2 separate regions of the Homo sapiens genome follow, and region 2 is linked to region 1. Evidence: read pairs that join two places in POLR2A ChIA-PET (ENCODE). Cell type or tissue: Panc1. All regions are shown on one strand. Each heading gives the region's core, and the rest is flanking DNA. Links, peaks and the distances in the headings are about the cores only.

Evidence for each region. ChIA-PET counts read pairs that join two places held together with the same protein. Peaks named below come from ENCODE experiments on the same cell type or tissue, not always from the same donor. Only the 100,000 strongest peaks of a DNase experiment are listed, where the experiment ranks them.
Region 2: POLR2A ChIA-PET joins it to region 1 with 41 read pairs; 4 of 35 experiments call an interaction of 5 or more read pairs at or near these places.

What each region holds. Positions count from the first base shown.
Region 1 is chr15:71,298,978-71,314,915 of GRCh38, reverse strand. The region is part of intron 6 of THSD4 (thrombospondin type 1 domain containing 4); the gene reads right to left. LOC124903520 (a long non-coding RNA gene) reads left to right here and starts at 8,583. Exons shown (of 2, transcript XR_007064700.1): 1 at 8,583-15,938. In Panc1, for the core only: no CTCF peak of the experiment used is centred there; no DNase peak of the experiment used is centred there.
Region 2 is chr15:71,354,596-71,370,533 of GRCh38, reverse strand. The region is part of intron 6 of THSD4 (thrombospondin type 1 domain containing 4); the gene reads right to left. Among named protein-coding and RNA genes, the nearest start is that of THSD4-AS1, 170 kb to the right of the region's middle. RefSeq lists enhancers at 5,803-6,310, 6,311-6,818, 6,819-7,326. In Panc1, for the core only: no CTCF peak of the experiment used is centred there; no DNase peak of the experiment used is centred there.

The sequences.
Region 1 (15,938 bases), core at 6,814-9,313:
AATACTTGACAGTGTAAGTTTATATTCTACTGTCTTTGAAAATAAGACATACTAAGTTACATTTGTTTAAAATAGAAATATTTTTAAAGTAATGGTTCTCTTTGAGTCTGTTGCAGAAATTTAAAACCTGCTACAAGAGGTGTATTTAGCATCCAAAATATCTAACCTGCACTACAGCACACTGAACCAAGGTGTGGCAATACTTGGATCACAACTTTGTGATACAAATAATAAGATTATGTTGTAGGCATGGTTTCTCTGAGGCTGAAAGCACAAGTACTTTTCTCTTTTAAAAGAATAAAAATGGCCAGGCACAGTGGGTGGCTCATGCCTGTAATCCCAGCCCTTTGGGAGGCCGAGACAGATGGACCATCAGAGGTCAGGAGTTCAAGACCAGCCTGGCCAACATGGTGAAACCCCATCTCCACTAAATATACAATAATTAGCTGCGCGTGGTAGTGTGCACCTGTAATCCCAGCTACCTGGGAGGCTGAGGCAGGAGAATCGCTTGGACCCAGGAGTCAGAGGTTGCAGTGAGCTGAGACCAGCCACTACACTCCAGCCTGGGTGACAGAGTGAGACTCCGCCGCCAATAATTAAAAAAAAGAATAAAAATATAATATTTTCTTATAGTAACTTATCAAAATTAATATTACCAGGCTAAGTTTTGAGATAAGTTCCTTCAGCCTAAATCAAACAAAAGAGAAAAAAAAATCAAGATATAATTCAACCTCTTTCTCAGTAAACTGTAACTATTAAACCTTTAAAAAAGGCTATAATCATATGGCTAAAATGATCTTTTCCAACTCACTGAGAAACACTTCTTAGGATAAACATTCTCAAACCACTGAGAAAAGCCGCAGGACTTTCAGCACATTTGCTTTCAAAGCCCCTCTGGACAGAAGAATTCCTCCAATAAAAGCCTTCCTATGCCTCATCATCCGTATCAGAGCATTGGAACTAATTAACTGAAAAGATGGCTTTAATCTGCTTTTGTTAGTAGGAGCCCATGCTGTGTTTTTTTCTAACTACCTAAGCCCTCATTCTAACAGGAACAATTGATGCCAGTAATGATACCAGCAATGGCATGAAAGCTACGGAGAGCCCCCAGTCGGTACAAACCTGCGGAGATGGAGGGAGACCGCGAGACACAGCTAGGAGGTCCGCTGCTTCTGGGGAGGGGTAAGTATGAAAAAATCAAAAAGTAAAAAATGACATGCTTCTCCTAAGAAACACTTTTACGAAAAGAGTCTCTCCTTCCCTCAAAGCATTATTTTTAAGATTTTGAAATTGTCTATATATTGAAACTAATTTTACATAGGTAAACGTGTGCCATGGTGGTTTGCTGCACCTATCAACCCATCACCTAGGTATTAAGCCCAGCATGCATTAGCTGTGTGTCCTAATGCTCTCCCCCGACCCTCCCTCAGCAAGCTCCAGTGTGTGTTATTCCCCCAAAATAAAAATATCAAAAAATAAAATACAAAAGTACCAGAGCTCCTTGAAGAAATGGCTGATTTGATAACTGGGGCAGGGAATGTCCAACATGAACCTGGAGCATCTTGTAGTGCCAGAGAGTAAGGAAATACTGAACACATGCACACACACACATATGTGAGCACATGCATGTACACACACAGAATGACGGGGTTGTGCCAAAGGGATACCAGGGGCCAACTAAATTCAGTGACTAAGGCTTGAATAACTTGAGCAATAAATAAATAAAGTAGAAGTGAACTGTAGCCCAAAGTATAAAATAAATATCCATGGGTCCATACTGATATCAATAAATAAATGATACTGATATAAATAAACACATAGGAAAAAAACCTTAATTTTATCATACATCTACTCATTCATTCCAATGAACACTCATTAAGTGCCGTTATATGCCAGGCACTGTTCTAGCGAGTGAAGACGTGGCAGTGAACAAGACAGAGGAAGTCCCTGCTCTCGCAGAGCTTTCATTCTAGGGCAATAAGTAAACCAACTCCAAAAGTTTCAGATACTTGAGTGGTGAGGTATGACAGTGAAGGTCTCTTGCAGGGAGGGACAATCAGAAGAGAGGCCTGAATAATGAGGAGGAAGCCATAGGAAGATCTGGGGGTCAGAACATTCCCAGAAGCACAAAGAGCAAGTGCAAAGGTCCTGTGGGGTGGTGGGGAAGTGGGGAGTGGGAGCCCGAGTCGTGCTAGAGTGGAGTGAGAAAAGGCAGAGGAAGGTATGAGGCCAGAGGTAACTGATCATGTGTGGCTTGGCAGGTTATATGATCATGTGTGGCTTGGCAGGTTAGAGGAGTTTTCTAGGGCTGCCGTAATGAAATATCACAGAGTGGGTGGCTTAAATAATAGAAATTTATTTTCTCAGTTCTGGAGGCTGGAAGTCCAAGATCAAGGTGCCTGCAGGACTCGTTTCCTCCGAGGCCTCTCTCCTCAGCTCACAGATGTGCATATGCAGCCCTGGTGTCTCTGTATGTCCTAATCTCCTCTTCTTAAAAGCACAATAGTCAGATTAGGTTAAGACCCACCCTGGCAGCCTCATTTTAACTCAATTACCCTCCCCCCACTCCCCACTCCACCCCCTGCCTCGAGACAGAGTCTTGCTCTGTCACCCAGACTGGAGTGCAGTGGTACGATCTCAGCTTACTGCAACCTCTGCCTCCCGGTTTCCAGCGATTCTCCTGCCTCAGCCTCCCTAGTAGCTGGGATTACAGACGGCCTCAATTACCTCTTTAAAGGTCTTATCTCCAAATACAGTTACAATCTGAGGTACTGGAAGCTAGGACTCAACATGAATTTGAGGGGAGCACTATACAGTCCAGAACAGAGGGCAGGGAAACAAAGAGAACTCTGGATTTTTCCAAAGCACAACAGGAAGGCCACGGAGGGTCTGCAGTAGGACAGTGTCACAAAAGATAACTGCCTTCAGTGCTGTGTGGAGCACGGGCTATGGGGAGGGGTTGGCAGGAGGGAAAGCCAGAGGCCAGGTATGAGGGTGGCTGCAGCTGCCCAGCTGGAGACAATGGGGTACGCACTAGGGTGACAGCATGGAGGTGGAAAGAGGAGGACAGATATAGGTCATGGGAAGAAAAGAAGACAGGACCTGCTAACAGACTGAAGAGGAGTGACGAGAGAAAGGCCGCTCTTCAGGATGACTCCCAAGCATTTGGCTTGAGCAATGGGTAGATGGTGGTGCCATTTACCCAGGTGAAAACAGATTTTATTATATGATACACAAGGATAAAAGGGAAACATGATATCAACATATAATGCTAGGTTTGTCATCTGTAAGTCTAGAAAGAGGACATGTGGAAGCAGAAGGCAAGGATCAGTGCACAGTTAGAAAGTGAAGCAGCAACTGCACCATGAAACCCCGGGATCAGACAAAGAGGGGCAGGGAGCACAGCACTCTTCTAATTAGTTCAAAAAATGCCTTGGAAGAGGCTGGATTCTAAAAGCTGTTCAAATGGTGCACCCATGCCAGAGAATGTCGGATGTCTTCCAAAACCCATTATCTTCCAAAACAATAGACTTTTTAGCTGAGCTCATGGCTATCCCCTTCTAAGATGACATTTCTAGGCCTTCCTTGAAGCTAGGTGTTGCCACTGGGGTGCACTTCTGGCCAATGCAATATAAGTAGAGGTGGCCTATGACAACTCCCTGGAAATCTATGTTAACAAACAGCAGGTCTATGTCCTTTGCTCATTGTCCTCCCTTTTTATTCTCTATCCTGCCTCTTGAAATTGAAATACGATGGTTAGAACTTTGACGGCCTCTTGGAATGTTAAAATTAGGACCAAACCCAAGGGATAGAAGTTAAGAAATTGGAAGGCTCCAGGCCCTGAGGACTGTGTGGAGCACAGCCACTTTTAATCCACTTCTGTCATGTTTAAGTCACTTTATTTTGGGTCTCTGCTACTTAACACTGAACTAAATCTGAGCGGATACAACAGGCTAGGGAATAACTGGCACGTTGTGGGGGAGATGTTGGGGCTCAGTAAACAACACCCCAAAACGAAGGCCTCAGAAGTAAAAGGTTTTCTTTGACATTCTCCTGCCCCCCTGTCTCTCAGTCCCATTCTCCACCAAGGCTAGACAGAGAAAGTGAATCCCTCTTCTCCCAGGTGGGTCATAGAAACCAGAACCCCTTTTCCCCAAAGCCAACCATAAAACCTAAAAATATATTTCTAACTTTCCCAATGCTTTTCTGTGTAAAAACTGGCCATAAAGAAATTATCTGACCTACCTTGTTTGACAGTCATAAGAACCCCCCTCCATTCCAGAGAGGTCACCCAGAAGGAATGAATGCAAGCTTAGAGAGGCCAAGAAGAATCTAGATAGGCAGGCCCTGCTGAGTTTCCCCCACTCAGTCTATTAGCATTAGATCACATCCTTTTTGTCAACCATGTTTCTACATGGCTGTCCATACTTTGTTGAACCTAAGCATAAAAATGGATACTTTAAAAATATGGACACTTTTCCCTGTATCTTTAGGTCTTCGTTCTGAAGGGACCTATGTACACATGTTTCTCCAATTAATCTGGCTTTTGTGAGCTGATTTCTCAATGAGCCTTCAGAAGGCAAAGGGGAAGTTTCCTTGGCCCCCACAGAGACATTTACATATGTTCCAGGCATCCTTTCAACTTAGTGATAAACTGGATTCTAATGGATCTCTCCTAGTCCCACAGTGTAAGAGAATCATAAGGTCTGTGCTGATTTCCTAAAATGAAAACATGCTAAAAGACAGATAGGTAGGTAAAATCATAATAGCAGAAGTACTTGGATTAGAGGAGGCAGGGTACCAAGGACCACGGTTTGAAAATCACCTCCTAATACTAGCATTATCCAACTGATAGCTTTCTATGGTATGTCAGCTGACATCCTTCCCCAACCTTTTAGGAGCTGTATGAATAATAAATATTTGCAGGGTGAAGACAAGCTATACAGGTGGAGAGCCATCAATGCTGGGTGTCCATCTGCGAGTACATGAGGTAGGGAGGAAAGTAGCAGAGGTCAGCACTGGGGCTGTTTCAGGCAGCCCATATTCTCTGTGTAACACGGCCTGCATGCCACACCTTCCTCTGTCAAGTATATCTTTTTATTAAGAAAGAAACAGAAAACAAGCCCATACATATACGGTCAACAAGAGTGCCCAAATCATTCAATGGTGGAAAAATCGTCTCTTCAACAAATTGTGGTTGGACAACTGGATATCCACATGCAAAAGAATGAAGTTGGACCACTTTCTCACACCATTTACAAATACTAACTCAAAATGGGTCAGGGATCTAAAACTATAAATCTCAGAAAGAAACCTAAGTGTAAATCGTTATGGCCTCAGACTAGGTAATGGTTTCTCAAATAGGACATCAAATGTACATGCAGCCAAAGAAAAAATGGGTAAATTAGACTTCATCAAAATTTAAAACTTTTGTGCTTAAAAGGACACTATTAAGAAAGTGAAGAGACAACCCCACACTGGAAGACAATATCTGCAAATTATATATCTGGTAAGTATTCAGAATATATAAAGAACGCTTACACTTTAACAATAAAAAGACAGGCAACCTAATTTATAGATAGGTAAAGGATTTGAATAGGTATTTTTCCAAAGAAGACATACAATGGTCAGTAATATGCTCAACATTAGTCATTAAGAATAAAACAGGCCAGGTGTGGTGTCTTATGCCTGTAATCCTAGCAATTTGGGAGGCTGAGACAGGCGGATTGCCTGAGCTCAGGAGTTCAAGACCAGCCTAGCCAACATGGTGAACCCTGTCTTTACTGAAAATACAAAAAATTAGCTGGGTATGGTGGCATGCGCCTGTAATCACAGCTACTCGGGAGGCTGAAGTGGGAGAATCACTTGGGCCTGGGAGGCGGAAGTTGCAGTGAGCCGAGATAGTGCCACTGCACTGCAGCCTGGGCAATGAAGTGAGTCTCCAAAAAACAAAAGCACAAGAAACCACTTCACTCCCCACTAGGATGACTAGAGTTAAAAAGATGGACAATAACAAAGGTTGACAAGAATGTGGAAAACTTGGAACCCTCATACGTTGCTGGTGGAAATGTAAAATGCTGCAGCTGCTGTGGAAAACAATTTAGCAGTTCTTCAAAAAGGTAACTGTGGAGTTATCCTATGGCTGGGCACTTCCACTCCCAGGCATATACCCAAGGCCACACGATAACTTGCACGTGAATATTCATAGCAGCATTATTCATAATAGCTAAAAAGTGGAAACAACCCATGTCCATAAACAGAGGAATGGATAAACAAAATGATATATCCAAACCATGGAATATTACTTGGCAATTAAAATGAAGGAAGAACTGATCCACATGAACACATGGAAGGCCACTGAACTGCACAATGTAAAATGGCTATGTTATGTTCTATGAATTTTACCTCAGTAAAAAATAAAGAAAACAAAATAAAAAGCAAGGAAGGAGACAGGGCTCTCCTGATCTTTCAAACCAAGCCCAAATATTGTCTTCCATATTTCAATAAGCACCCTAGCAGGAAAAAGAATCAATGTGAAGAACCTGTTATTTGACTTGAATTCAATCATTCTAAGAAAAGTAGCAACTTAAAAGGACAAGTTAAACCCGAGTAGGCAGGGAAGGGTTAAGAAAAAGCTAACTCAGCAGGCCTGCGATGCTCAAACCTTGCATATTCCAGAGAAAGGCCTGCCTCAAGGACTGACCCTTGGAGGCTCCTGGGAGGTAACCTCTGGGTCCTTGGAATACTGTCCTGATAAGAGTGTTTTTGTATGTCTGAGAACATAGACCACCCAGTATTCAGGGTGAATGCCTGTTTTTGCTGGAGGGTAGAGGAGGTTGGGTTGGGAGAAACTAGAGGTCAGTCACACAGGTGCTGCATGCTTCTATGACTGGCCCCAGTAAAAACTCTGGACACCAAGGCTCTGGCATGCTTCCCTGGTGGGGAAGCATGTATCATCACACATTGTTGCTGGGAGAATTAAGCACATCCCTGTGCAACTCCACTGGGAGGGGATCCCTAGAATCCTGTGCCTGATTTCTCCTGGACTTGGCTCCATATGCCTTCTCCTTTTGCTAATTTTTATTTGTATCCTTTCACTGTAATAAACCATAAGTGTGAGTATGAAAGCATTTTTTGTTTGTTTTTGAGATGGAGTCTAGCTCTGTCGCCCAGGCTGGAGAGTGCAGTGGTGCGATCTCAGCTCACTGCAACCTCCACCTCCCAGGTTCAAGCAATTCTCTGCCTCAGCCTCCCAAGTAGCTGGGATTACAGGTGCCCCCCACCATGCCTGGCTAATTTTTGTATTTTTAGTAGAGACTGGTTTCACCATGTTGGCCAGGCTGGTCTTGAACTCCTGTCCTCATGATCTACCTGCCTCAGCCTCCCAAAGTGCTGGAATTACAGGCGTGAGCCACCGTGCCTGGCCTGAATGGGTTTTTAAGTACTGTGATTTCTTTTAGCAAATCATCAAGGCTGAGGATGATCTTGAGGGCCCTTGACACACTTAGGTCTTAAAAATTCAGTATGCTGGCACATCCAATGTACTTAACATACACATCAATCACACAGATGTAGAAACTGGGTATAATACCAAGTTACATGTGGGAAGACGGTGACACAGAGGTCACACAGCCACCGCCATAACTATGGCTACATGACAACCTAACTTCCCATCATGGAGGACCTGGGCATATTTACTGAGCCAGCCTTAACACGTGGCTAGTGAGGAGGTGTTCAGCCACCAACAGGCCAGAAAAGTTGGGGTGTCAGTCAAGAAGAGCAACTTTCACAGGCCAGAGCTCCGAAGAATCCCCAAGAACAAGGAAGGCAAATTTGTCCCAAAGCCTGGAAGGAAAGTGTTTTCCCCAAGAGTATGGCTTGAGGGAGGACTGCAGAGCAAGACCTGGAGAGAGGACAAGGCAGAAAATTCTGGGATGGTGCCTGAATATTCTCCTAGACTGGGACATGAGGCCAATTAAAAAATTTGAGAAATTTATGCTTGTACTTCAAACTGGTATTTCTAAAGAATGCTCTGTGAAGGAGAAGTGCAACAAGGATATTAATACATGTTTCACATATCATACAGGGGTCTATAATATGTTTGGCAAACACAAGGTTAAGCAATTTTATGTTTTGGGGTTGTTTTGAACTGCAGGACTTCTCAGAACCTTTAAAATGATACTCTGCACTATGCATTGTCAAGATGGTAAGATTATATGCAGCACTCCTGACTTTATTTGGCCACAGAATTCTCTTTCAAGCAGGATTTCAGAGATGTATGGCTCTAACAGACACCAGGGTTGAGAAAATTGCTGAACTAGTGGACTAGACACCCATACTTTATAAAACACAAATGCTTCCTTTCCAAACCCTTTTTTCATTGGTGCTGCTTTGTTTACCTTAATTTCTCAGTAAAGGTAACTGAGAAGCAGAGAGTGTACTGAAATGAGCACAGGCTTTGAAGAAAGATAAATCTGGGTGTGACCTCTGTTATTATGAGGATGAAAATGAGATAAAATAGTTTAGTAAGATACTGGCCATAAGAGAAGGCATCAAAAAATATATAATACCATTCCCTTTTTTTTTTTTTTTTTTTTTTTTTTTTTTTGAGGCAAGAGTCTTGCTCTTATCACCCAGGCTGGAGTGCAATGGCACAATCTTGGCTCACTGCAACTTCTGCCTCCCACGTTCAAGTGATTCTCCTGCCTCAGCCTCCCGAGTAGCTGGGATTACAGGTGCCCACCACCACGCCCGGCTGATTTTTGCATTTTTAGTAGAGAAGAGGTTTCGCCATGTTGGCCAGGCTGGTCTTGAACTCCTGACCTCGTGATCTGCCCACCTCAGCCTCACAAAGTGCTGGGATTACAGACATGAACCACTGCGCCTGGCCCGTCTCTCATCTTAATGCCTTTAAGCTCTTTACAATCGTTTGAGGGAAAAAGTTATCTTCACACTTCCTCCAGTAATAAAGGGAAAGCTGCATAGGATGGTGGTGGTGACTGGCCAACTCCAGGTCCCAGAAAATCTGGAAGGCTGGAGATTCCAGTGAGTGGGAACTCGAGAAGGATAGATTTGGAGTGGGCTATAAGGGGAGGCCTGTCCCAGCAGGGCAGGCCCCTTGGTTAGTGACACATGTGAGTTTCATTCTACTATTAAGAACAAACAGCTTTCCCTCTACTCATCCATTTCTCCTGGACAGCATCAGTCCCCATCCGGAATAACCTTTCTAGGAAGGGTGATAAGAGCTACCACATCTTAGTGCATCTTAGGTGCTGGGCAGTTTACAATAACAATCTCATTTATCCTCCCAGCAACTTGGAGTTTTTGAATAAAGCAAACGGACTCAGAGAGGTAGAATACCGTTGAAGGTCATAACTATTAAGTGGCAGAATCAGGATAGGAACTTGTATGTGTCTGGCTCCAACCCCACGTTAACTACTGCCCTCAACTCACTATGAACTCCATCCTCCCTCCAATGGGCCCCCTCTGCTTTCCAGTCCTGAGCCAACTCCTGGGGGTGATCTTGGGAAGACAGCTCACCCACATCAAGAGCCTGGGGTTTGATGATAATTGAATATATCTTCATCTTTCTACCATTCCATCCTTACAGAGTAGATCGCAGGGGGTCCTCTTAGACTCAAGTCTGTCCTCTGGGGACTGGTACTGTCTTGGATTGAAATTGGTACTTTGATGTGTTGGGTAAGAAGATTAATAGAGACAAATGTCTTCCATGTTGGTATACGATTAGCCAAGTGATTTCCATTTTCCTATCACCCATCAGCTCTGGGTTACAGGGAAACATCTCCTACCTCGTTAGGGTTTTCCCCAGAATCCTCATCAGAAAACGTACCCACTTTTCACCAGGGAAAGAGGTGAAAAGAATATGTGTTGGATGGACCACTGTGATTCACGGAAAAGAGGTGTTATAAACAAGCCTCGTGTGTTTATTGCCTGGGCAAGAACAAAAAATAGTCTTTATTGGAAACATGTATTTGATGGCATCTGGATCCATTTAGTAAGCATATTTATTTCATAACAATATGAGCTCATGATGCCAGGATGATTAATGAGCTTTTATATTCTACCACTCTTTTTGCCTAAATCTGCAAGTCTGTTAGGGAGTTTAATTACCTAAGATGGGGCAAATACACATTTTGGTTACTTTTTGTTGGAAGGAATCTCTTACTTGGAATTTATTTTACCATAGACGAGGTTGGAGAACATTGGAAACTCCTTTAGGCATCTTCAAAACCAGCAGCACCTGAATTCTCTGAAAATAATTTCAAAGTTCTTAGGTAATGTTCTTGTGTTTCCCCTGGGGGAAATACCGACCGAATCTTCCGATTGGGGAAAAACAAGAAAGGAGGAAAAGAATTTGGGCTAAAATTTTAATAAGACTGAAAATTTTACTACCAAACATATTTTTAAATAGGCAGGATGATACCATATATTATGACTACATTGGAATAGAGATGCTATTCTCTCCATGGCAAACTTCAGAATAAATTATGTCTCTCTTAAACTCCAAGCAGAAGCCCCAGAGAAACTAAACAGTTTGAACAGTGTCATGGCACTGTCCAACCTCTGAAAGGAGCACAAGACTCCTTCTTCTTTCCCCTTCACTCCTCACCTGGTGAGGAGCAGCACAGACAGCCCTGAGCAAAGGCCCAGCTGGTCACAGCCAGATGGGCCAGAGCTTGTGCCATGTTTCATGCAGTGGAGAGAGTTCCTGACCTTTGCATGGTGCAGCCCTTTCAATATGCCTCCCAGAGCAAGCTCACCTCCTGGTGGTATCTGGGATGAGATGTCCAACACTGCTAGAGGCATCTCACCCATAAAAAGGCCAAGAATAAGCAGCTCCAGCCAGTTCTGCCCATTAGCTCTTAGTGCTCTATCTTGGAGACGTGTCCTTCTCGACTTCTTGCCCTCTGATCCTGAAGGTCATAGCCAGAGTGGACCAGAGAAAAGCAACCAAAGAGGCCTGCTTTGGGCTAGGCAAAGGGGTCCTTGTGACCCAAAGTGGAGCAGCCCAAGGTTCCTAGTGTGAGGAACTCCTGGGAGGGGTCTGGAGACACAAGGGCCAGCCAGTGTTAAAGGGTCTATATTTGTCTGGTGGTGTTCCTGAGGTAACCATGCCAGAGTCACTACAATAGGCTATGACTAATCCAGCGCACCAGGAAACTATCCTTCCAAGGACCCAAGATGCCAGCATAAGGCCCAGTTTATAAGGAGGTACCACCTAGAGAGGGCACTGAATGCAAGACTTCTGTGAATGGTATCAATAGTAAGCTGGGAAAACTGGAAAGAGAAGATTCTGGAAGAGAACACATTCAAGACCCAAATATCAACTTCTGTCAGGCCCACAGCCCTGGCTTTTCCTCCAAAAACAAAAAGAAACAAGCAGAAATCTCATCCTCAATGTACTGCTTTCTCCATAGAACTGGCTTGTCTGAGTTCCACATAACACATTATTCTTTGCAACGTTAGAGGCCATTTGTCATTTGCCTTCCCATTCCCTCTTTAGCCAAAGCAGACAACACTGTCTGCCAGAGATCTGTAAAAAACTTAGCCCATGCTGACTGCCCCCCTCCTGACCAGGCAGCTCTTTATTCTGAGTGTATGTGGGCCCTACCTGAAGTGTTAGCCACTGTCCTGGATGAAGCAGGCAAATGCGCGGCGCCCAGAGCTAGTGATGCCTGAGTGTCTGTGCACAGTCATTCTGTGCTGGCTGCCAGAATCACTTGGGGAGTTTGTATAAACACAGTTTCCAGTGTTTTGCCTTGAGTCTCCTCCTGGGTAGGAAAGCTTATCCTCCTGGGTAGGAAAGCTTATCCTCCTGGGTAGGAAAGCATGGTGAGGAGCTATGTGATGCACACAACTCATACATGCAGACCTCGTATCGGGTGGGCAGGCCTGAGGCTGCATGCAGCCTTCTCCACATGCAGGCTGCCATTTCTAGGGACCAAACCAAGAACTCGCAGGGAAGTATGTAGATGACTGCAAGACCCTCCTGGGCCCTCTGCATAATGTTGAGTGGCAGGGGGTTGTAGGGCTAAATGAGGCGGCGGCAGGTGCAGCATCTTGGGGGCCATGGTGTTGGAAGAAGGGGGAAGGTGTGTACCATTCAGTTCTCCAGCTGATAATCTCTATCAGCTGAAGCAGGGTGACAGATCATGACATGCCACTGCCCCACCAGCCAAGCGGACTTCCTGCTGGCCCCAGGAAGAGAAGCACCCACTGGGCTAAGCATGGGCAGGAGCATGTTTGGATACAGATCCAAAAATCTGCATTGCCTGCTTCCCTTGCTCACTGCCCCCAGCACCCCACCCCCACTCCCACCCAACAAAACCATTCCACTTGGAAAAATCAAAGTAAGTGGATGTGAGGAGGTTCTTTTGCAGCTGGTGTGGCCACATCTCATGCATCAAGGCAGAAATGGGGCCGGCTCTGAGCAGCAACCCAGAGCCTCCCTGTGGGATGGGACCTGCTGCTGCTCTGCTGTGTCCCTGATTCAGCCATTTCCAGCTGTGTGTTCTGGCTCAGTGCCTGCATCAGCCCCTTTGGTTCTGGTGATCTCCTGGCCTTCCCTGGTGGGCTTATCAGACCTGGTCTTCTCTATTTGGGTCTCAGCCTTGCTCTGCCTACCCCTACCCTTCCGCCACCTCTGGTGTGCTCTCCAACCTGGGATGAGAAGCTGTCTGTCTAGCCCCAAGCCCATGGAATCTGATCAAACAAGGATGGAAAACGCTGCCAGGGAAAGGAGACTCACAACGACACTTGGCAGCTCACCTCTTACATGTGGAATGCGTTTCTGGGTTTGAGCATGCTACTTCAAACCTCAGTCTCTAGAAATAGATCCCAAAATAAACCAACCCTAAGCTTGCTCCCACAGGCAGACCTAGTCTGACCAAAAAATCAGAAGGCCCTGAAGTTGCTGTGGTGGACCAGTGTGGGCATCAGGCAGTGGAGTTCAGTCCCCCAGGAGCCCCCCACACTAAAGGGCTCGCTCAAAAGGCATCCCATCTAACATCATGCACTGCAAAGACTGAGTGATGCTTCCTCTGCTCCCTACAAGTTCCACTGGCCAGAAGAGAGGATATCTCCCTTGAGGTATCCAGGCAGGATATAAGTATAACTAAGCACACACTCAACTTCGAAACTCTGCATTGTAACTCAAATCTCATATTACCGGAGGAGGTCTCCAGGTAGCCCAGAGAAAATTATTTTTTAAAAATAAATTATTTCTCAAAAGAAAACAGAAGCATCAATTTACGTTCATCTGGAGAAAGGACAGCCCAGAACAGCTAGGAGAATCTTGGAAAAGGCAGAGTACTAGAGGGGAACTAGGCCTTGCAGATATTAACACATATTACAGAAGAGATCTCATTTTTTACCCAATAGAACAGCAAAGATGGAAAGAATGATTATCCCCAACACACAACGGTATATGTTCAAAGATAGTCACATTGTTTTAAATAGCAATATGCTAATAAAATAATAAAATATATTATGATAAATATAAATGAGATACTTGGAGCCGTGAAAAATCACGGAAAAATCATGTGAAAAATTATGTGAAAAATCAGGTCTTTGTTGGCCTAAAAGCTGTTTACAACATATTGTTAAATGCAGAAGGACAGATTAAGCAACATTATATACATAGGTTTTGTTAAAAAATTAAATAATGTGTAGAACAAAATATTAATGGAAGTTATTTCTGAGTGGTGAAACTGGAGCTGATTTTTTTCTCTTGCTTTTAGTCTCTATTTCTGCTGAACAACAAACAACAACAGAAAAACCCTCCAACCTGTAATGAAAGAAAAATTTTAGGCAATTAGAAAATAATCTTAGGGCAGAGAAATTTCCCTTGTCCTGCAGCAAAGGCCCAGATTATTTTAAATAAAACAGGACCTGTCCAGACAACACCTACTTTAGCAAATTCTTGTGTCCTAAAAGAAAATTATCTAATTAAACCCATATTCCTTTGGACAACGATAAAATCTCAGCAAAAAGATTCCCCTGGCTGTGATTTCAGAAGCTGGGAGTTGGTTCCTCAGGAAGAGGTTTATCAAAGTCACTTTGATGCTCTATTAGAACTTGCCAGCACAATGCATTTATTTATCTTGCTTGTAATTTCTTAATCTGGAACTTAATCGAGTTCTCATATAGTGTTCTCCTGCCAGACATTTCACTGAGAGTTTAAACTAGACAATGCAATCAAAAAGAACACATTATACATTCTAGATTTTTACTATAGTTTTTACTCTTATACTACAGCATCTTCATGGATAATTTTGAGGGGGATTGATAAGAGTTTAAAAAGCTGAACCCTGCCTAGAATATGTGCTGAGGAATTTAGTGAGAAAAGTGATGAGAAACTTCTATAAATACAGCATTTGATCCAAAAACATCAACCAAGCCAATCCTTCACAATCAGCAATCAAACTATCTCAAGTTCCCAGCTGTCCCTATGTGGCTTTGAAAGCCCCTGAACGTTAAGAAAACCTAACCAGAAGAGAAACTACTATTTTCCAGAACTCCTTCCAAGGAGGGCTCTGTAAATGGTTGCAAGTCCTCTGATAAGGGGGCCTTTGGTCATGACAACCACAGAGGTATGCCTGAGTGACAGGAGAGGTTCATCAAAATGCCTTCTGCTTTCTTCCCCTTAAACACATTATTTTTTTGTTTCTTGGTGAAGGGGTGTGGTTGCTAAACTGTTCTTTTTTAAAAAACTAATTTTATATTTAAATTTATTTTATTTTTTTAAGAGACAAGGTCTTGCTCTGTTGCCACACTGGAGTCAGTGGCGCAGTCATAGCTTACTGCAGTCTCAAAACCCTGAGCTCAAGCAGTTCTCCCACCTCAGCCTCCTGGGTCACTGGGACCACAGATGCCTGCCACCACCCATGGCTAATATATATATATATATATATATATATTTTTTTTTTTTTTTTTGGTAGAGACAGGGTCTCATTATGATGCCCAGGCTGTTCTGAAACTCCTGGCCTCAAACAATCCTGCCTGGGCCTCCCAAATTGCTGGGATTACAAGTGTGAGCTATCACGTCCAGCCCAATGTTATTTTTAATTGACAAATAAGAAATGTATGAATTTTATGGGGTACAATATGTGTTATGGCACATGTATACATTGCAAAATGATTAAATCAGGCAAATTAACATACCCATCACCTAAGATACTTATCATTTCTTAGTGATAAGGACAATTGAAGTCTACTCTTTTAGTAATTTTGAAATATATGTTATTAACTGTAGTCATGATGCTGTGCAATAGATCACTAGAACTTATTCCTTCTAACTGAAACTTTGTACCCTTTGACTAACAGCTCCCTCTTCCCCATTATAGCCACCATTCTACTCTCTGCTTCTATGAACTGAACTCTTTAGATTTCACATACAAGTGAGATAATGCAGTATTTGTCTTCTTCTGCCTGGCTTATTTCACTTAGCATAAAGTCCTCTACATTCACGCATGCTGTCACAAAGCACATTGTTTTTCTTTTGCTCAATGCAGCCTGCAAGTTTCAGAGCAGAGGTGAAATACCCAGAACAGAGGAGTGGCTGCCTCCAGTGGTCTTCCTTTCTCCCCTTTCTCCTAGCACAGCTTCTTCTCTAAACAGTGTAAATAGTTGAATATCGAAGCATCCACAATTCTTAACTTGCTGCTATGAAGAAACCAAGAATTTTAAACTAAAACTGCAAATGGCTTAAGTTTTAAAACTTCAAAATATATTAAAACATTTAGATGAGTACCATCAACAGTCATGTTACCTCATTCCCGCCTCTTTTAATGGTCATTCTGCTATGTGGTTATTGTTCCTCCTGTCCAACTCAGTAAGATAAAGGCGACTCAGACTAGAGACTCATGAAATAACAGGGCAGAACCTGAGATCACCAGGCAGGTGCTGAGGGTGTACCA
Region 2 (15,938 bases), core at 6,209-8,708, 56 kb before region 1:
ATGAAATGAAGACAGAAATAAAGATATTCTTTGAAACCAATGAGAACAAAGACACAACGTACCAAAATCTCTGGGACACATTTAAAGCAGTATGTAGAGGGAAATTTATAGCACTAAATGCCCACAAGAGAAAGGAGGAAAGATCTAAAATTGACACCCTAACATCACAATTAAAAGAACTAGAGAAGCAAGAGCAAACACATTCAAAAGCTAGCAGAAGGCAAGAAATAACTAAGATCAGAGCAGAACTGAAGGAGATAGAGACATAAAAAACCCTTCAAAAATCAATGAATCCAGGAGCTGGTTTTTTGAAAAGATCAACAAAATTGATAGACCACTAGCAATACTAATAAAGAAGAAAAGAGAGAAGAATCAAATAGACACAATGAAAAATGATAAAGGGGGATATCACCGCTGATCCCACAGAAATACAAACTACCACCACAGAACACTATAAACACCTCTACACAAAAAAACTAGAAAATCTAGAAGAAATGGATAAATTCCTCGACACATACACCCTCACAAGACTAAACCAGGAAGAAGTTGAATCCCTAAATAGACCAATAACAAGCTCTGAAATTGAGGCACTAAGTAATAGCCTACTAACCAAAAAAAACTCCAGGACCAGACGGATTCACAGCCGAATTCTACCAGAGGTACAAGGAGGAACTGGTACCATTCCTTCTGAAACTATTCCAATCAATAGAAAAAGAGGGAATCCTCCCTAACTCATTTTATGAGGCCAGCATCATCCCGATACCAAAGCCTGACAGAGACACAACAAAAAGAGAATTTTAGACCAATATCCTTGATGAACATTGATGCAAAAATCCTCAATAAAATACTGGCAAACCAAATCCAGCAGCACATCAAAAAGCTTATCCACCATGATCAAGTGGGCTTCATCCCTGGGATGCAAGGCTGGTTCAACATACACAAATCAATAAACATAATCCAGCATATAAACAGAACCAACGACAAAAACCACATGATTATCTCAATAGATGCAGAAAAGGCCTTTGACAAAATTCAACAGCCCTTCATGCTAAAAACTCTCAATAAATTCGGTATTGATGGGACGTATCTCAAAATAATAAGAGCTATCCATGACAATCCCACAGCCAATATCAGACTGAATGGGCAAAAACTGGAAGCTTTCCCTTTGAAAACTGGCACAAGACAGGGATGCCCTCTCTCACCACTCCTATTCAACATAGTGTTGGAAGTTCTGGCCAGGGCAATCAGGCAGGAGAAAGAAATAAAGGGTATTGAATTAGGAAAAGAGGAAGTCAAATTGTTCCTGTTTGCAGATGACATGATTGTATATTTAGAAAACCCCATTGTCACAGCCCAAAATCTCCTTAAGCTGATAAGCAACTTCAGCAAAGTCTTAGGATACAAAATCAATGTGCAAAAATCACAAGCATTCTTATACACCAATAACAGACAGAGAGCCAAATCATGAGTGAACTCCCATTCACAATTGCTTCAAAAAGAATAAAATACCTAGGAATCCAACTTACAAGGGATGTGAAGGACCTCTTCAAGGAGAACTACAAACCACTGCTCAACAAAATAAAAGAGGACACAAACAAATGGAAGAACATTCCATGCTCCTGGATAGGAAGAATCAATATTGTGAAAATGGCCATACTGCCCAAGGTAATTTATAGACTCAGTGCCATCCCCATCAAGCTACCAATGACTTTCTTCACAGAATTGGAAAAAACTACTTTAAAGTTCATATGGAACCAAAAAAGAGCGCACATAGCCAAGACAATCCTAAGCCAAAAGAACAAAGCTGGAGGCATCACACTACCTGACTTCAAACTATACTACAAGGCTGCAGTAACCAAAACAGCATGGTACTGGTACCAAAACAGAGATATAGACCAATGGAACAGAACACAGCCCTCAGAAATAATACCACACACCTACAACCATCTGATCTTTGACAAACCTGACAAAAACAAGAAATGGGGAAAGGATTCCCTATTTAATAAATGGTGCTGGGAAAACTGGCTAGCCATATGTGGAAAGCTGAAACTGGATCCCTTCCTTACACCTTATACAAAAATTAATTCAAGATGGATTCAAGACTTAAATGTTAGACCTAAAACCATAAAAACCCTAGAAGAAAACCTAGGCAATTACATTCAGGACATAGGCATGGGCAAGGACTTCATGTCTAAAACACCAAAAGCAATGGCAACAAAAGCCAAAACTGACAAATGGGATCTAATTCAACTAAAGAGCTTCTGCACAGCAAAAGAAACAACCATCAGAGTGAACAGGCAACCTACAGAATGGGAGAAAATTTTTGCAATCTACTCATCTGACAAAGGGCTAATATCCAGAATCCACAAAGAACTCAAACAAATTTACAAGAAAAAAACAAACAACCCCATCAAAAAGTGGGCGAAGGATATGAACAGACACTTCTCAAAAGAAGACATTTATGCAGCCAAAAGACACATGAAAAAATGCTCATCATCACTGGCCATCAGAGAAATGCAAATCAAAACCACAATGAGATACCATCTCACACCAGTTAGAATGGTGATCATTAAAAAGTCAGAAAACAACAGGTGCTGGAGAGGATGTGGAGAAATAGAAACACTTTTACACTGTTGGTGGGACTGTAAACTAATTCAACCATTGTGGAAGACAGTGTGGTGATTCCTCAAGGATCTAAAACTAGAAATACCATTTGACCCAGCCATCCCATTACTGTGTATATAGCCAAAGCATTATCAATCATGCTGCTATAAAGACACATGCCCACATATGTTTATTGCAGCACTGTTCACAATAGCAAAGACTTGGAACCAACCCAAATGTCCATCAATGATAGACTGGATTAAGAAAATGTGGCACATACACACCATGGAATCCTATGCAGCCACAAAAAAGGATAAGTTCATGTCCTTTGTAGGGACATGGATGAAGCTGGAAACCATCATTCTCAGCAAACTATCACAAGGACAGAAAACCAAACACTGCATGTTCTCACTCATAGGTGGGAATTGAACAATGAGAACACTTGGACACAGGAAGGGGAACATCACACACCGGGGCCTGTCGTGGGGTGGGGAGGGATAGCATTAGGAGATATACCTAATGTAAATGACGAGTTAATGTGCGCAGCACACCACCATGGCACATGTATACATATGTAACAAACCTGCACGTTGTGCACATCTACCCTAGAACTTCAAGTATAATAATAATAAAAAAAAGAATGGCATAGTGGTAATCAGTTTAGACTCTGTAATTTAACAATAAAATATTTTTTTAAAATAAAAAAAAAAAAGAGAGCCTAGCATGAGGTAATTGTTCAACAAATGCGATGACATCATCAAGGTCAACCTTGTGTAACTGGGTGTTATAACACAATGGGTTGTTCCTGTGTTCTAAAAATAGTGGAAGCTACATTTTGAAGGACCGCTATACAAACATTTCAAAGTTCATGAGCCAAAACTCACTAACGACTCTTGAATCCCTTGTTCACACAGAAGATGGAATATGTTTTGAGAAAATGGAGCTTGAAAGAGGAGCTCTTTGGAGAGAGCTGTGCTGGCATTTCCCTCTGCCAAGGAGAAGGGTCAGGGTCCTCTCCTTCACAGTATGAGAAGGGCGCTTCACTGAGACCATTAGAGGGTTCGATTTGGTCTCCCTACAATTGTTGGGACACAGGGTACTGGGTCTAATTCCCACCTGGAAATCTAAAAGATTGGGTGTCCAGTGGTATGAGCAAAGGACAGGTGCCTGTTGAGTACTGTTCTCTTGGAGATGATCGGAGCAAATAATGTGGGAGTGTTTTTCATAGGCTGAAGAGAAGGCAGACTGGGGAGAGAGCCAGACTGCATTGATTTGAAATCCCACATAAGAGGATTCCATGAGAAAGTGACTGACCCCAACTGAGAGGGCCCATATAGTGCGGGCCATTGGGAAAAACAGCCAGAGGAAAATGCAACATGTGTTGTCATGGGAAATATAGTTCAATGTTCCCAGGAGGAGCCTCAGAAGAACTCTCAAAAGAGCCCATGAGAGGAGGAGTCACCTCTAAAGACCTTCCAGGCCAATCCAGTGGAGATATCACAATGGTACTCATCAAGCAGCAGCAGCTCTTCTTCCCTCCCTATACCCAGCAGAGTAAAAAATCTTGGACAGCCGGGAGCTGTTTCCCAGCACTTTGGGAGGCCAAGACGGGCGGATCATGAGGACGGGAGATCGAGACCATCCTGGCTAACATGGTGAAACCCCGTCTGTACTAAAAATACAAAAAAATTAGCCGGGCATGGAGGCGGGTGCCTGTAGTCCCAGCTGCTGGGGAGGCTGAGGCAGGAGAATGGCATGAACCTGGGAGGCAGAGCTTGCAGTGAGCCGAGATCACGCCACTGCACTCCAGCCTGGGCAACAGAGTGAGACTCCATCTAAACAAAACCAAAAACAAAACAAAACAAAAAAACCTGGGACACAAGTAGGAGGGAGGATGTGTGAAAGGACAGCAAGAAGGAACCTCCACCTCTTCTCACCTGAGAGAAGTTCTAGTTTAGAGAGGGGAGTGGTAATTTAACTTTAAAGCAAGTTTTGATCACTACACAGGCTAGATGGATACTTTTAGTAACTGACTTGCGACTGTGACTGTGTTGGCAACTTCCAGTGGTCCTAGGAGTCTTGATGACTTGAGAGTGATCAAAAAAGTCATGAGACTACCTGAGTTTTCAACCAAGAACAGTGAAATAACTTCTCCTACTAAATTACTTTTAAGGGGACAATGAGAGAGAGAGGGAGGAAAGTTGCTTGTAGCTACATCCCATGAGTTTCCTGTTCAGTTGGTGGGTTGGACTTAACAAGATTCATCTCCAATCCAAACAGAACCCACTTCAGCATGCTATCATACCATAAGGCCTCCCAAGGAAGCAAGAGAACAGAACAGACCTCCTTTCATTTCATAAAACCTCTTCCTTGTCCCCCACACCGCCCCACTGTATTTTTACAAAGCGTCAGCAGATTGTGCTGTTTATGGCTATTTTTGGGAGACAAGGAAATACATGAGAGCATCTCAAGCAGGCAGAAAGACAGAGTAGAAGGATGGAGTGGAGGGGTGCCCTGGGGTTAGGCTCCTACTCTGGAGTCATGCCTGGGTTACCATTTTGGTGGCTTTGTTACTGTTACATCAGCAACAGTGACAGGAAGGGTAGAGACTGACAACCACAAGGCAAGCTGAGAAAGTTAGTACCTACAGCTTTCTTTGCTTCACCTGGAAATCCTCATGCAAAGTCCTTTAGTCACTACACACCCAATCACATGGGTCATTGGCTTGCCCTCTCTCTTCTTTTCTGTCTTTCTCTCTCTCATACACACACACACACACACACACACACACACACACAATGGGGGGGGCAGTGGATATATTTTCGTGAACTACAAGTGAGTATCATTTCCAAGGGTCTGATAAATGATTTTTGTATCATCTCTGGAAAAGAGAAACTCAGGGAGATGCAGTTTTAGGTGCCAAAACAATAGAATTCTTAGGATATTTTATTGTTTAGGTGGAAGCAATGGGTCAAAACATTTGTGATTAGGGCTGTCTCAAACAACTGCAATTTAACAGAGCTTTAAAAAACCATTAATTCACATGCATACAAGTTCCATTTGTAACCCACCCCCAGAATCAGCTTCCAGCAATTTCATACTGTTTCCCATTTACTTTGACCACAACGTGTGCCCCTTACCAAGACACGCTTTAAAGCTCAGCGCTATGCAAAGGCTAAAAAGAAAACACAAGTGTTTGAAGAGTAGGTGACAAAATAAAATAAAACTAAACTATGTGCGTACTAATGATTCGAAATATGAGATCTGGAAACGTTGATGTACAAAACAGCTACTCACCCATTAGGAATTGACACACAGGTCACCTCGTCTATGAAGCCCTCTTGAACCCCTAAGGGGAAATTAGTATTTGCTAGAACCACGACCTGCTAGTTTTTTCTTTAGTTACTCTGTGAGGGAGGTATCATTTTCCGCATTTGAACAGGTGAAGACAGCTGAAGTAACTTGCTCAAGGGCACATAGCTAATGTCTAGCTAAAGTACCCCAGATAAGGTGGGAAATTAATCTGTATTAGAAACAGCTATCACCAGGCAAAGTGCTAAGTAATGAAATATGTGCCTTCTCATTTGATACAATGGCCTCTGAGGCAGTTCATCTTACCGCCCAACTGCAGATGAGCAAACTTGTCCAGACTTGCCCAGTGTTGCAAGAACGATGGGTAGCAGGCTGGGGCTCCCAGGGTTGCTGACTCCCATCCCATGTGATTCCACGCCATCATGCTGCCTTTTCTGTAACAGCCTCTGAAATTGTCCACCCCACCCCACTTCCACTGGCCAAACCTCAGCCCTCAACTAGGTTACTTCTGGTGAAGGCGTCTCTTTTCACCTTGTATTCCCACAGGCTCTATCAGAAAACCTCCTGTCTAGAGTTCAACCATCTTCTATCGCCTTGAGTAACACAACTTTAATGAATACTATTTCTATCAGATAAAATTAGGAGCAACTTGGAAAAGAGTAAAGAAAAGATTTCTGAATATCTTTTGTGGGGAATAATGAGGCATTGTTCAAGGAACCCTTTCTGCACCATCTCATTTTATACGTCTGCGCCTTTCATTACTTTAACTGAGTTACTTTACAACTCTATAAACTGTAGAAAACTGATAGTAATGCAAATGAATTTTGTCAGCAGAGATGCAAATGGAAACCTTGCCTGGTCCCCAAGAGGCCAATTATCCTAAGCAAATTCCTTTCCGCATACCTGATGACCTCTATATGTGTCCGTTCTCTCCTTTGAACCAGTTGTAACATCATACTGGTTCCCTCATTAATTAATGAGTTAAATAAAATCTTTGACGCATGTTCATTTTGTCTTTGAAAAGGAGTCATGATTTCGCTTTTTGTTCTTAATATTCTTTAACATTTTCCACTGCTGCCTGAGACACTATCAGCCTGGGTTACTCTATTCTAGAAACACAGTATGCTCATTCCTTCCCTTTTCAGGTCTCCCCTGCCCAGGGATCACAAACACACACACGCGTACACACATGCACACCAGGAGCAGTGAGCAGGCTTCTAGGGAAAGTTGAGAAGGTGAGAAAGCAAAAAGGGAATATAACAGCCAATTAGACCAAGGTTGGCAAACTATGGCCCTTGGGCCCAATCTGGTTTACTACTTTGTTTTTTTAAATTTTTATTGCAATGCAGCCATATCCATTCATTTATGTACTATCTATGGCTGCTTTTGTGTGACCACAGCAGAGTTGGGTAGTTGTGACACAGACTGGCCTACAGTCTAAAATAGTCAATAGCTGGCCCTTTACAGAAGAAGTTTGCTGACTTCTGAATTAGACACACTCTGTACCCTTTACAGCAAGCTTGTCCACCTGCCGCCCGCAGGCCACATGCAGCCCAGGATGGCTTTGAATGTGGCCCAACACAAATTCAAGAGCTTTCTTAAAACATTACGAGATTTCTTTTGTGATTTTTTTTTTTTTTTTTTTTTAGCTCATCAGCTATCATTCGTGTTAGTGAATTTTACTAATTCACAATTCTTCCAATGTGGCCCAGGGAAGCCAAGATTAGACACCCCTGCTTTACAGCATTTATAATTTGGTGAAGGGAAGCAGTGAGTATACATAGAGAAGAATATAAAACACAATGAAATAAAGTGGATCTCCATATGTGTGGAGGGAGGGGGAGGATGAAATTAGGGTGGGAGTGCTGCGTGCGGACGAAAACGGAACTCACTGTCGGCAGTAACTCCAGAGCATAGCACCGGGACCATGCATGGAAATTAATTTATTTATTGCAATTTTTCTTTTTTATTGCAAAATAGTTCAAGAATACTAAAAAGCAGTATGATCGATGTATGTGCTTACCTTAACTCACTTTAACATTTTGTCATATTTGCTTCCAATTTTATTTTCACAGTCTTTAATCTAGGAAGATGAGGCTAGGCTTTTCTCTCTCAACTGACTATAAAATTAAAGGCAATCCATGGAATATTTATTCTACCCCAGATTTAAAGAAGCTTGTAGTGGTAATGATTTGTTCTACAATCTTGCCTTTGTTTTGTCTCATTTTTATTTCTGAAAACTAAGATTCATATGGTTCAAAATTCAAAAGGTACAAAGGAGTAAAGAGTGAGATTCTCCTCCTACTTCTGTACCCCAGCCACTCATTATAATTTTTTTTGAGACTTAGTCTCACTGTGTCAACCAGGCTGGAGTGCAGTAGCACCATCTTGGCTCACTGCAACCTCCACCTCCCAGGTTCAAGCGATTCTTCTGCCTCAGCCTCCCAAGTAGCTGGGATTACAGGCATGCACCACCAAGCCCAGCTAATTATTTTGTATTTTTAGTAGAGATGGGGTTTCGCCATGTTGGCCAGGCTGGTCTCAAACTCCTGACCTCAAGTGATCTACCTGCCTTGGCCTCCCAAGTGCTGGGATTATAGGCATTAGCCACCACGCCCAGTTCCACTCATTATTTTGAATAATATAAATTTCTTATGTTTCCTTCCAGATATATTTTATGCATATTTGACCAAATATGTATGTATATTTATTTGTCTGCCTCTTTTTACACATTTTTGGTGTTCACTCAACACTTTATTTTGGTGACTCGTCCAGATCAGCACATACACAAAGTCTCATTTTCTGTTTTCAAGATTTCATATCCCTTTGTATGGATGAAATATAATTTGTTTGACCCGTTTTTTCTCCCATAGCATTGATACTGTTTCCAATCTTTTGTGATGACAAACAAGACTACAATGGATGATCATGAGCATTTATTTCTGCCTCCAAATAGTGAAATAGCTGTAGGTAAAAGGTAGAATTGCTAGGTCAAAAAAAAGTGCATTTATAATTTTGATGGTTATTACCAAATTGCTTTCCACAGAGAAGTTCCCCAAATTACACTTCCATTGGAAATGTATGAGGAAGCCCATATCTTCAACGATCACAGGTGATATTAGCATTTTTTATCTTTGCCACTCTGAGGGGTGACAATAGCTTTAGGTTACACCTTCCTCATAATGAACAAGGCTGAGCATCTTTTCATACAGTTCAGTTGTGTGTATTTGCACCTTTAAGAACTGTATGTGAAGCATTTTTGTTCTCTTTTCTTTTGGGTGACTGTCCTTTTTTGGGAGGTAGCACTTTAAAATCCATCCAAAGTGACATGATCACAGCAGAATCTGGGCACAGAGAAGTAGGTCAGCTAATAGTCACTTTTAAGCTCTTTCCCAATAAATGTTAAAAGACATGTATGGTCTTCTCCTTCAGTGGCTCCCCATTACCTACAGAATCAAGTCCAGATCCCTCAGTAGGATACCCAGGGCCCTCCATGCTCTACAAACACCAGACAGCATGTGCCACCCTTGCCTGCTCACCTCTTCTCCTTTTTCTTTCAGGACACTCTATCCACTTTTCTTTGCCTAGATAACTCTTCTCTGTATACTTGGTGATTCAGCTCAAGTGTCACATTCTCCAGGAAATCTTCCCTGAAACCCAAATTGTATGGTATACCTCTCTACTATGCTTCAATGGGATCATATGCAAACTTCCATTAAAATTATCTCTAAGATATCCATCTCCCCTGTTAAACCATAGGCTCTTTAGGGTCTTCTTTCTGTTTATGCTTCTGGCTCAAGGAAGGCACCTTCAGTGCTGACTGACCTGAAACTCTATTAAAAATTAACCACACAATTTTGAATATGCTCCCTTGTAAAGTGAAAAGGTGAGATTAGATAATTTCTAAAGCCCTTCTTGGATCTATGAATACATGAACTGTGGATGAAAAAGGCATCTGAGGAGGAGTCATATGCTAGCAAAATACACAATTGGATTGGATGCCGGGGAGAGAGTCCGAGTACCGTAGTGAACCCAAAATGATGCGCAAAAGAACTGGACCCTGCTAAGGTGGCAGTAGTAGACTAGAATGGCTAAGAGGGATTTTTTTAAGCAAAAATATTTATGGGTCTTTATCCTATAAAGATGGCCACCATCAATTTCTTCCCTCACTGTATGCATACGCTGCTTCTCATATGAAGAGATAGAGCCGAGTAACCCATCGTGTTGAATCTGGATTGGCCTTAGTAACTTTCTTGACCAGTAAAATGTGCTAGAAGTGAAGATCTGAGATTCTAAAGCTAGGTCATAAGAAACCCTGCAGCTTCCAACTGGATCTTTTAGAATGCTTGTTCTGGGGAAAGTTGGCTGCCATGTAGGAAATTTGACTACTCTAAGACCACCATGTTGTGAGGAAGCCAACACAACACGAGCTTCCTCACATAGGAAGGGAGAGATTCTCCATCAGCCCCCAGCTCTTCCCCACGTGCCAGATAAGTGAGCCAAGAAGCCTTCGGATGAATCCAGCCTCAGCCACCATCTGAGTACAGCTGCAGAAAAGACTAAGCAAGAATCTCCCAGCTGAGTGCAGTCAACCTCCAGAACCACGAAAGATAATAAACTGTTCTTTAAGCTACTCAATTTTGGGGTGGTCTGTTATACAGCAATAGACAGCTAAAACACAGAGGAAGCAGCAGACACAAGATAACAAGGTGGGAAGGACAGAAGATGAATCCTCACATCTTTCTCTTTTTCTTTCTCTGTTTTTTTTGTTTGCTTGTTTTTGAGACAGGGTCTTGCTCTGTCACCCAGGCTTGAGTGAACCGGCATGATCTCAGGCTGGAGTGCAGTGGCAAGATCTTGGCTCACTGCAACCTCTCCCTCCCAGGCCCAAGCGATCCTTTCACCTCAGCCTTCTGAGTAGCTGAGACTACAGGTGCACACCATCACACCTGGCTAATTTTTCATATTTTTGGTAGAGATTGGGGTTTTCTCATGTTGCCCAGGCTGTTCTCAAACTCTTGAACTCAAGCAATCTACCCACCTCGCCCTCCCAAAGTGCTGGGATTACGGGCGTGAGCCACCACACCCAGCCACATACCCAGATTTCAATCCCAGCTTGGCTTATTACTGAGTGACCTTTGGGAAGGCTCTTAACTTCACTAAGCCTCAGTTTGCTCATCTGTAAAATGGTACGAATACAGCTTCTACCTACCAGGGTTACTGTGAAAACCAATGAGATAACGTAAGTAATGTTTTTGCTAAATAGAAGGTACTATATCAATAGAGGGAGAATCAAAGATAACTCAAGATTAATAAGAGGACAGTGATGCGAATGATGCAATGGGGGTCAGAAAAGAGTTTTAAGCACGTTAAGCCTGACCACAAAAAGAGTGTCTTACACATCTTCTGTGCCCCTACGCCTCCTCACACTGTCCTGGGTGTGTACAAGGTTCTTGTGACTGAGTAATTCATAGCAGAAGAGAAGATGCGAAGGGGAGGACAGGAGGGTGGGAAAAGGTGTTGACTCTTTAGACTGAGGATTACGTTAACTTGTACCAAATTAAAATTAGTAACAAGGACTATCCTTGCCATTACACAGCCAGCTTTGCTATGGTAAAATGAATCCTCTACCTAAATAGCTGACAGGGTGGGCTATGCTTAGGCAGGGTGTGCTGGGGAGGGACAGAGGAACTCATTTTTGCCATTTCCACTGGGTGTCAGGCCCTAAGCTGAGTGTCTTCACATTCCTCTCTTAATCTTCTTGGCAACCCCCATTAGTATCATCCCCATTTTACACAGAAGGAAGCCAAGGTTCAGAGAAGCTAAGTCACTTGCACTGGGCCACCCAGATAGTAAAGAAAGATGATGATGACAGCGGTGCTGATGATGTTAAGTGATACTAATTGAGCAGGCACTATTCTAGGCACTTTACGTGTATTACTTCATTTAATTCTCACAGCAACCAGAGGTAAATCCTATTTTTGCCTCCATTTTACAGATGGGGAAACCCATGCACAGTGAAGTGGAGTCTTGTCCAAGGCCATGCTGTTGATAAGTGGCTTAGCCAGAATATGAATTTATGAAATCTGGCCCCAGAGCTGAAGCTCTTGAAAGCCCCACACTTGTTCCTGTCTGTCACACTATGAGGACAGGTCAGTCCTATCAAATGATTCTAAATGGAGACCCTATCTAATGGGATTTCTGTCGGATGGCTGCCCCAAGTCCTATCTTATGACACTCTACAATTAAAATACAGTTACTAACAGTCACTAAATAGTCCCTGGACTGATTATACAGAGGTTTTGCCATATGGGAAACCCTGACATAGGAACTCTCAATTAAACCATCAAAAAAAGAGGCCAGGGCAGAATGTTAAGGAACAGCTTGGAAGGAGGGGAGGGAGGCCGATGCCGTACCCTGGGGTGAGAGAGACACCTTTGAGGCTCTCCAGCCAAATGTGACTAAGCCCTTCAAAGCCCAGAGAAGGGGAAGGTCAGGAAGACCGTGCTACAGGCACTTGTCTGGAAAAGAAGGAGAAGCCAGCTAAGACCTGAAAATGGGATCTGGCCGCCCCTTCCCAAGGAGGCTGAGCCTCCAGTTCTCATGTCTATAGCTGAGTCCCACAGTCTTCACAGACAGCAAAGCCACCTCAGAACCTCACCCAAGTTTGAGGTATTTGGTAGGAATCGCGCAGCACAAGGCCAGCATGAATGCTTTTTCCCCCTCTTTGAATAAGTAAGGCAGTTGGTAGTGTGAAGGGAAACTAGAAAAACCTCAAAACAGATTATTTTGCAAAATAATATAACTCAATTATTTTCAGACAGAAGGGGAAAATCCATTTCTCGCCACATTTAATTTTCTCACTCTCTTTCCTTTATCCTTCCCTAATCTCTGTCCCCGTATCTGGAATGTGATCCTGATGTGCACTCCCCTTCCTCTGCCAGAAAGGACTCCGGTTGCTGGATTCTGCCCAAGACACTTAATCCAGGCCCTGCCCCTATTAAAACTGCAGGCGGGAGAGCCAGGAGGGGAAAGGGAGCAAGGGCGTGGGGCTCTGCATAGCCTCCCCAGTGCCTCAAATACTTTCTCGAAACCTGGCAGCCGCACCCATGGCTCTTGGCTGCTGCAGCCCACGCCCTCTTAGAGAAGCCAGTCTGCAGGGAGTCCCACTGGGTGGACTTGCTGAAATACACACTGCAGAGTGAGCCTGTCAGCTCCCACCAGGGACAGGAGTGGTGGCCAAGGAAACGCAGGCCTCCCAGCCCAGCCCTCTCAGCAACACCTCAGCGATGGGGTCTAGAGCAGGGAATGACACCCTCTCATAACCGAGTTTAGAGTCCCTGCAGTGCAGATGTCCTACAGTAGGCTCCTTGTCCATGCAGTGGCCACCAAATCTAAAGACTATCACAAGCCGTGGGGCCAGCTAGGATGCAAGGCAAGAAGGCAGGAGGCAGAAGGACATTCCTTTGTATTCTCTCCATCACCTAGGGCATGCCTGGAAGTAGTTTTCTTGGCCCACAAGCCACAGGGCACAAGTGGAGCAGCTGCCATGCCCTGTGTACCTACTAATGCTGGGAGCACTGACATTGATATGCTCTTCTTACCCCAAATCCACAAGGCCAATGTCATCTCTCACACGTTTGATGTGCGCAGCCATGGTCTCTCTCTGCTACCCCTTGGGCTGGACTCAGTGATCACCCTGTGCGCTGTCGTTTGGTGTCTTCCTGCCATACAGTGCTACTGGTGCTCTAGGAATAAAATTCCCTGTAGAGAAGGGGCTGTGAGTGTGAAGAAAGTCGGGGGAGGGAGAAGACAGCAGATCCAGGTCCCAGCTATGAAAGACCCCCATCTGACCTAAGGCAGGGCTTCAGGAAATAGATGGACCACCATGAGAGAGGGCAGCACCCTGCATGAGCCCTGAGGATTTTGGTCTCCTCAGCCCCAGCTTGCTTAATAAAACAGTTAGTACCCCTGCTAAAGCCTCCTCCCTCCCTGCCTTCCTTCACTCTCTCTTTCTCTTTCCTCCCCTCCTTTTCTCCCTTTCCTTCCTTCTCTCCATTCTTCTCTTCACTCATTCAACAAATTTTGATTTAGCACCTACTATGTACCAAGTATCTTTTCTAGACTCTGGGGATACAGCAGAGAAAGAAGTCAGTAGGTCCCAGTCCTCAAAGAGCTTCCATTCCACTGAGGCTGAAGACAGGCAATAAACAAGAGAAAATGCCCTCCTGCCATGTTGGACTGTAATAAGTGTGTCATAAGTGTGAGAGCACAGGGGGACTAGACAGGGAATGACTGCATGGCCACCTCAGGCTAGGTGCTCCTGGAAGGGCTTCGGGCCCCAGAAGCAACCGTGTGCAGAGAGTAGCCATCAGCTCAGTGGGAGAATAAACTAATTAGAATCTTCTGGAGAAGAAACTCACTAGACTAATTAGAAGAAAGTAAATTAGGGCCAGGCATGGTGGCTCACTCCTGTAAGCTCAGCACTTTGGGATACTGAGGTAGGCAGATCCCTTGGGGTCAGGAGTTCGAGACCAGTTTGGGCAACACGGTGAAACCCTGTCTCTACTAAAAATACAAAAATTAGCCAGGTGTGGTGACGCACGCCTGTAGTCCCAGCTACTCAGGAGGTTGAGGCAGCAGAATCGCTGAAACCTGGGCGGCAGAGGTTGCAGTGAGCCAAGATTGTGCCACTGCCCTCCAGCCTGGGCAACAAAGTGAGACTCCATCTCAAAAATAAAATAAAATAAAATAAGAAAAACCTAAATTAGAACACTTGGAAAAGAGTTACTCTAAGACTCAATTTTTTACCTGTGAAGAAAAAACTTCATCCCTGACCCTGGGTCCTGCTGATTCAAACGCAGTCAAGCCAGCAGCACGCTCTTTGGGCCCCTTGCATCCATTAATTGAGCTCTCCACAGACCCAGCCTGACTGCTCAAGAACATGTTCTCCGCTGAGCAGGGGCCAAGCCTGCAGCCTCTTTCCTCTCCTAACTGACCAGCACCCGGGACAGTCCTCTTTTCCTCATTATCCTTCCTCTAGGCACCACTGAACAACACACAATCCAATAATACTCAGGGCTACAGGTCCACACTTGTCATGAAAACAAGAAACAACTTCCTGGGTAGATAGGGAAATGCAACAAACTGAGAGACATTCTTTTGGAGCCTCTCTTTGGAACAAGTGTCTGCACGCACACACATGCACATGCATGCACACACACATGACACACACAGCCTTTAAACTAGCTGGAGGAAAGCATGTCTTGCTCTGAAAGGCATCAGGTTTGGAAGCCAATTTCAAATAAAGAAGAGCTCCTTGATGAGCTGGGTGTAAGCAGGCCAGGATTAACACTCACCTTATGCAATAAGCGTGTTATATCAGTCTTTTATTGCATGTGGTTTTGCTCCAGGAAAACCTTTATTTGAAACATGATTTGATCTGCAGTACACAGAAATCTCCAGAAAGAAGACTTTCAGCCCAAACAACATGATGGATACGAAAGACTCTAACATAGGGCTTGACTCACGGTCAGCATTAGGCAAATGTTATTTTTGTTTTACGAAACATTTGTAATGCTTCCATGTTAAAACAACAGGATTCCCTGGGGTTAGGAGGGATAATCCTCAGATGCAATAGATTTGTCCATTCACTAAACGTAAGTACAGGCACAGGAAATTCAAGGAAGAACAAGAGGAGTGTGAAGTTTACTGGAGGGACATCATACAAGATGAAATGTTCTAAGCATAACCAGAGTTTTGTATATGGAAGGTATTTATTGGCCACCACTCTCAGCCCACATCTTGTCTGGACAGTGATGTAGGATTTATTCTGGATTAGGAAATTTAGGATAATCTAGTCTTCACGCTTTAACCTGAAGAGGTCATGTGGCATGCCCAAAACCACATAGAAGGCCTAACTATTTTCTGATTGGGTGTAATTCTATGCTTATTAGCAACTGCAGGGCTAGAAATAATGTTAGAGCCCAAAGTGTTTAAAGGTGAGACCTCATGAACCAAGC